Linked DNA regions of Homo sapiens: region 1 is linked to region 2. The links are chromatin contacts, found by Hi-C or POLR2A ChIA-PET in ENCODE. All regions are on one chromosome and are shown on one strand. The core of a region is the stretch at or near the end of the contact, and the rest is flanking DNA. Distances in the headings are between cores, read along the strand shown. Region 1 overlaps LOC105378327 (a long non-coding RNA gene). Region 2 has its middle 75 kb from the start of LINC02621.

Region 1 (3,754 bases), core at 1,147-3,646, 450 kb after region 2:
GGATGCTGGAAGGAGAGATGGGAGGGACTGAACGTGGCCCCTGACAAGGGGCAAAGATAGATCCTGAACTCTATTAAAAACTCAATGAGGAAACACAAGTTCTATTACTACAGCTACTCCCTATCTACCCACTAGGTCATTCTGGCTTCTGCTGGTGTGAGTGGGAGTATGCTATTTATTCACCTAATGACTCCTTCCAAGTTAGAGAAGTTGGAAACCCTGACAACTGTTCCAACCATTAATTCTCTCATTTCACCACCTCTGCACACAGGAAGGTGTGTCTCCTGTATTACTGTCACATCTGCATTTTGACTTTTCAATCGTCTGAGGCTTCCAGCTCTTTGGAATCAGTGATTACAGCTTTGTGATTATACAATTAGAAGAGGCTAGGTTGAGGATACGCTGTTCAAAACAATAACGTGGCTGCCTCACATAGCGTGGTGGACACCTGGCACCACCACCTCCCAGGACACATGCTCACCACCCTGGGTCTCTGTGCTTGTTTCCCCTGACATGGCCAAGACTCTACCCCCATTTCCATTTTGACAGCTTTCTTGTCTAAGTTCTTCTTTAAAGGTTTATTAGGGTATCATGACATTGTTGATTGCTGTTTAGCATTGATTATTAGTATTAGCCCTGCTTATTGAAAAACTTTGAGAGAGTCTTATATTTCTAAGATTTCATCTAGACCTCAAATGCCCTTACGGTGTAAGCCCAGCTACAGCAGAGGTAGAATCTGAGCAGGGAGGGGAGAGTGGCTGCAAAATCTTGGAGGAAAATGAAAGGACAGAATACAATAAAAGAATACTCAAGACTGTAATGCCAAAGCCCTCAGCCCAGGGCCTGCAACACAGTGAGAAGTTCTCAGTAGTCAAAATCCACCTTTCTTGTCCTATGACACTACCCTGCCTTGTTTGGTTGTGAAATAACTTTCAGACAAAATCAGTAGTTCTAAATATTTTGGTGAAGCTCTTTCCTCCTTCTCCTGGGCAAGCCTTCCGCGTGCATTGCCTCCACTCACTCACCTCCCATTTCCACCTATGCTAATTTCACCTCCACACCCAGGGCCACACTGTGGCTTCACTGCATCAAGATCACCAAGTGCTCTATCCAGTGCATGCTTTTAGTCTTCGTCTCACTGGCCTCCCTGAAGCGTGTGACACTGTGGACCAGTCTTATCCTCTTGAAACCCTCTCTCCTGCCTTCCTTGACACAAATTTCTCCTCTTCTCCTTGGCAGTTGCCCTTTCTGGCTCTTCCATCTTTGCCCACAACTTTGAGTTGACGAATTGAGGGACTGTCCTTGACCTTCTGCCCTTCCCACAGGACAGGGCCTCCCCTGCCATGCTTTCAACAGCCACCTGCTCACCAATGGCTCTCATGTTTTTCTCCTCATCCCTGACCTATCTTTTGTGCGTCAAACCCACATAAGCAACTGCACATTGGGCCTCTCCACTTCGGTGTCCCACAAGCATCTCAAATTCAACATGCACAACACAGAATTAGTTGTCTTACACCCCTTTCGTTCCATGTCTTCTATAGTCACTCAAACCAGAATCCTGGGTGGCATCTTACATGTCTCGTTTTCCTTTAACTCTCAACCCTCTCCCTCTACTACCCAATCACCAAATCTTGGTAATTCTCTCCTTCTCTAATCCTTCCACTCTTCCACTCCCTTATTTGCAAACTTCACATCTTTCTTGAATTATTTTAACAGCCTCCCAACTACTTTTCTTGCCTTCTGTCTCAACCAGGCTTATTCTCCCCACAGATACTCAAGCGACCTTTTTAAAATGAAAGTCTAATAAGCCTCTGCCTTACTTAAAGTCTAGCCAGTAGCTTCCCATTGCCTATGTGGTAGAATAAAAACCCCATTGTAGGGCCTGCAGGGGGCTCTGTGATCTGCCTCCTATATTTCATCTCTGCTCTTCCCCCTTCCTTCTCTCCAACTTATACTCTGGCCATCAGAGTTCTAGAAGTTCCCCCAGAGCATCATGCTTTTCAATGTATTTGCAAAGGCAAAAAAAAAAAAATACACTTGCGTTTCATTCCCACCTAGACAGCGCCTACTTCTTCATGAAGGCCTAGTCCAAGCATTCTCTCTTTAGTCTTCTATAACTTTCCCCATCCCCCCAACTCCTCTCCCCTCCTTAGAGAACTGCCCACTTTCTCCGATCTGCCACAGTGTATATATCTTCGGAAGGCATCTACCACACTTATTTACATGTCTGTCTCTCTGCTAGACTGAAAACTCCTTCAGGGTGGGGATGATCTCTTAATAGTCTTTACTCTCACCCCTGTGCACAGATCCTGCCATAAAACAGTTAGAGAACATAGCACCCCACTCTCCATCAAATCAACCAGAACTGAAAGCTCAGGAAGCTGCGTTTGACGGCTTCACTTTTAGTTTCAGTTGCTCAGTCTGGGCAGCTCAGAGCAGCTTCCTGAGCCTCCACCAGTTCAGAAAGCATCCAATCTGCAGTGAAGTGTGCACTGTCATTTGTTGAGCAGGAGCTCACAGTGATCCTGCTGATAGGGAGGCCTTTGCCGCCTTTCGCCCAAACCCCATGCCCTCTGGACTATGCATCTTAAAGGTCATGGTCATGGGCGGTCCTTATCAATCAAAGCATCAGGCGGAGAAAAAAACCCCATTCTGGGATATGGTGAGACATGTCGGTTTCAAAACATTGCAGATTGTTAAATGAGTAATGTTAATGTGATCTCAGAATAGTAAATACAACCCCACAAGGAAAAGATATTAGCTGCATTATCTGGAAGGAAAACAAGAAAGGAAAGCAACATTTGGCTGCAAAAACTATGAAAGAGATGTCTGTATGGTGATTCAAGTTCTACTAGGGCAGGTAAATTGCATTTTTCTGATTGTCTGCCCACTCTCCTCCCCCCACCCCATGTGGGGACATGCACTCCCTCATTAAATCTCTTCTCTGGGGTAGGGTATGGGACTTGGGGGAAGTGAAGGGAAGCGGGGAGCATACACATAGAGGAAGAAAACAAAGGCCTTCATTTTCTAAAAATATCACTCACTATGATTGAGAAAGAGTTTCTCAAGAAATGCGAATGTCCTGCACAGGAAGTAACACTTCATCACACGGCTAATAATCAGCCACGTGCTTGTCAGGGTTAGGTTTTTCCCTTCTGTGGTGAAAAGGTGGCTCCAGGCAAGCCTGGATATCTTTCCCGCCAGCCTGATAGTTATTTAAACACATTCAGCTCTTATCTTCCAAAATGTGTGAGTGTGCTACTCCCATTACATCAAATTCATGTGGAAGACTCTCAGTGGCGGGGGATGGGGGAGTCTGCAATTTTAAAGGGTTTATGTGGGGCCAGACTACCGTTCCCCCACCCCAAATTGTCTTTTCCACACTGAAGCAGCTTGCAGGGGCCTGAATATTTATCCAGTTAAACAAAATGTACTTTCCTTCCACCCTCTAGCTCAGCAGATTTTGCCCCTTCTCTCTCTGAGGCCTGGTTCTTCCCCAGAATCCAGCATCATTAAGGTCCCTTATCCTTAAAGAAAAGAGTTAGGTCAGCGAATTCACTCCAAGATATTGGCAACTCACTATGTCCGCTAATTACATTTAAAGGAGAGAGAAGTACTTTACCCAAAGTAATGACTCTCTGATGGTGAAGTTTCTGGTCTTACCACGGGAGCCGGTGAGACTTTCCAGTGCCTCTCAAGTCTTACTACATTGGTGACCATCGATGATGTCTGACCCTCATGCCAGGGTCATAGC
Region 2 (3,587 bases), core at 162-2,661:
CAATGGAGATGGTGATAAGTGGTTGGATTCTGGAGATATTTTTAACATATACTCAATAAGATTTGCTGGTGAATTAGATAGATGGTGTTTTGGATAGAGAGGAACCAAAGATGACTTAAAGGTTTTGACCTGAGCAACTGGAAGGATCGAGTTGGTGTTTACTAGATGAATAAAACTGTGAGAAGGTCAGAATTGGAACAGAATAGCAGAAGATCTTTTTAAAGTTTGAAATGACTACTATGCTTCCAAGTGCAGCAATTTAATAGGAGCTGCAACACACAAGTTAAGTCCTCACTTAACGTCATCAGTAGGTACTTGGAAACTTCAGCTTTAAGGAAACACACAATGGAACCAAATTACTGCAGGCTAATTGATATAAACAAGAGCTAAGTTCCTATGGCATATTTCTGGTCACAAAAACATCACCAAACTTCTAAAGAGTAAAACACTTCTAATATTAAACACTGAAATAAATGCGAACTATATATACTTTTAAGAAAGATTAATAAAAACAAGATAATTATTACCCAATTATTCCAGATGAGGGTTGAGGGTGGCCAGAGTCCACCCCAGCAGCTCAGGGTGCAAAGCGGAAGCCACCCTGGCCAGGACGCCATACCCTAGCAGGGGGCACCTCACACACACACCCACACAGGCTGGGACAATGTAGACACACCAATTCACCTGACATGCACATCTTTGGGATGTGGGAGGAAACCAGAATACCCAGAGAAAACCCACACAGACATGGGGAGAACATGGGAACTCCACACAGACAGGGGCCCCGGGCAGAAATCAATTTTTTTCCAATCAACAGTATAATGAAATGACACTGAATGGAATGATGTTATTTGAGGACCAACTGTCATTGCGTGTATGTATACATGTACACATTTTTATTTTACTTTTTATTAAGTCTTTATTATGTTATTATTTATTTATTTCAATAGGTTTTTGGGGGACCACATGGTGTTTGGTTACATGAGTAAGTTCTTTAGTGGTGATTTCTGAGATTTTGGTGCACCCATCACCCACATGCACACATTTCTAAATGCATAAAAAATTTTTGGAAATATACATTAAAAATTATTAACAGTGGTTACCTCTGGGTAATAGGAATCTTTGGAAACTGGCACTGGAATGTTAGAGGAGGAAGTAATATATGTTTTTGTTTTTTGATACCTTTCTGTATCATGTATGTACGTATATATGTATTACTATGTTCTATGTTACTTTTATGATTAAAAATTACTTAAAATTCTTGTGGTTGGTGAAATGAACCAAGTCACTGCAAACAGAAGTCTTACTAGGAAAGTCCACATTGGATCAGGGGTTTATAAGGTCCTTTCAAGCTCTGACATTGATTTCTGCAACTGGGTGTTAACTGGTAAGTCTCCCCGTCATTTCCTCCATAGGCTTCTGTGAAATTTGGTGTGTGAACAGCCTCTCTAATTCATCTGCTTCATCTTGAAAACAGTACCAAGAGCTCTCGGTGCTTAAATACCTCACAGGAAATTTGAGGTTGGATGAGATAAGGTGTTCAAATACTTTGAGTTACCACAAACACAGGTGCTCATGTAGGCACAATATTATGAGTCCTGGAATATTAACAGACCTAGTAAAAAGAAGCTGTTTCTGCCTTTTGATCACATAGGCATTTTGATACTCATGAACTCCATTTAGTCTGCGGTGGAATGAGTGTTTCTCCACAAACAGTATTAATTTTAGCATTTTTGTTCATGCCTTCTGTCAAACAAGATTTCTTCAGCCTTTGATTTTTATCAAGATTCACTTTATTCTTCAAAGCATTTAATTCAAGGTTCACTCCATCAGTGGGTGGATTAGTTGAGTAACTGAAATACCAGTGTTGAATGCCATAGTAGTTATAATATTTCTCTTCACAGGAGATATATTTACCAAAGTCATGTACTAATGAACAATGAAGTGACTGTCCAAATAGCAGACACCTGGTAAACACTGAATGGAAAATAAACATGGACAGCTCTACAAAATGTTTACTCAATGACTCTTAAATATTCTTCTAAGGTCACTATTATGTGTCAGGTGCCGTACTGGGTGCTAGGAATACAGGAAGGAGACGCGTTGTCTTTTCCCTCATGAAGCTTACATTCTACTAGAGAAATGTCACATTGTATTTTAAATTTTTCACACTGGTTCTAATGAAGTATTTGAGAAGCTATGTGAAGAGGAATTTGGAAGTTGCTGGCAGTTTCTGGAGATTATGTAGTTGATTACTATTATTCTGAAAAACAAAAAAAATCACCTTTAGTCACCCACAGAGGTAAAGAGAAAACCAGAAAGTCACCACCAATCAGAATCACAAAAGGCAGTCAGTGGAAAAGATTGCAAGTTTCAGGAAAAATGAGTTGTCTTAATATGTAAAAAAGCCTTTCTTAGAACTGGAACTTACAAGAAATGGGCTGAAAATTCTAAAAGCAAACAACCTTAAAGAATAATGTCAAACAGAGGCTGGATATTCATGAATATGATTGGTTGGGAGCATGGCTTCCGCCTACAGAAAGAGGTTGAAGTAGATTACCTCTGAGGAGCCTTCCTAGTCTAATTGAATAAGTACTGCAGTTATGAAATTATATTTTCTCTAGAGAACCCTTTCTCAACAACCAAATAACCCAAGTCGCTAATATTCTATTTATATTTTATAATTTCTTAACCAAGATCTCAAATAAGAACTAAGTAAAGAAAAAAACAGGCCTTGTTAGTTACTGAAGAGTAAATAGAAGTATAGTTTTCACTAGACAGTCTTGCCTGAAGCTCAATTAGAAATCTTACCATTCACTGGTAAAACATCTGCCAAAGTTAACAGGTAAACCACTAATTGGTAAGCGGTCACTCCAGGGCCCCTGCCATCATCACCATCCCCAACTCCCAGGAAATCTTGCAAAAAATTTTCCCATTGTTCTGCCTCCCTTTTCTAACTAATTTGCCAGCCAAATTTCTGTTTTCAGTACTAACTTTAGATGACTCTCCTCTCATGACAGCTTGACTTGTCACTCCTTATTTCTATAATCTATCAAAAATAGGACCTCCACAGTTAAAAAAAAAAAAACCCTCATAATTTGTATGGCAGATCCTCCAAGTTGACTGGTACTCAGGCACCAAGTCAGTCCCAAACTAAGGAATATTGATTGCATCAGTTCTTCCAGCTTTGATTCAAAGATTGCTTTTGGCAGGCTGGGCACGGTGGCTCAGGCCTGTAATCCCAGTGCTTTGGGTGGCCGAAGTGGGCAGATCATGAGGTCAGGAGTTCGAGACCAGCCTGGCCAAGTTGGTGAAACCCCGTCTCTACTAAAAATACAAAAATTAGCTGGGTGTGGTGGCGGGCACCTGTAATCCCAGCTACTCAGGAGGCTGAGGCAGGAGAACCGCTTGAACCCGGGAGGTGGAGGTTGCAGTAGTGAATGGAGATCGTGCCACTGCACTCCAGCCTGGCAACAGAGCAAGACTCCGTCTCAAAAAAAAAAGATTGCTTTTAGCAAAGACATTGACTCAGTTTCAAATCATGGTGAGACATCAAAGGAAAAAATTCTTGGTTTGGTTCCTTTAGG

The links. Hi-C counts contacts between places; a loop is a spot of excess contacts on that map. ChIA-PET counts read pairs that join two places held with the same protein, here RNA polymerase II (POLR2A). Pooled maps may share reads with other maps.
Region 1: a loop to region 2 is called in a pooled map, with 9 times the contacts of the local background. The contact joins two enhancer-like sites. A Hi-C loop is called at or near these places in 1 of 37 single-sample maps with no recorded cell type and 10 of 50 pooled maps. POLR2A ChIA-PET finds 5 or more read pairs at or near these places in 1 of 52 experiments (activated naive CD4-positive, alpha-beta T cell).

What each region holds. Positions count from the first base shown.
Region 1 is chr10:62,635,120-62,638,873 of GRCh38, forward strand. The region is part of intron 1 of LOC105378327 (a long non-coding RNA gene); the gene reads right to left. Among named protein-coding and RNA genes, the nearest start is that of ADO, 170 kb to the right of the region's middle. RefSeq lists enhancers at 2,163-2,252, 2,543-2,782, 2,793-3,022. Within about 2 kb of position 2,397, at least 20 of the 41 ENCODE cell types and tissues checked have a DNase peak (open chromatin) inside an H3K27ac peak, as active enhancers do.
Region 2 is chr10:62,182,125-62,185,711 of GRCh38, forward strand. It overlaps a transcript of RTKN2 not described here. Among named protein-coding and RNA genes, the nearest start is that of LINC02621, 75 kb to the right of the region's middle. Within about 2 kb of position 1,412, at least 5 of the 41 ENCODE cell types and tissues checked have a DNase peak (open chromatin) inside an H3K27ac peak, as active enhancers do.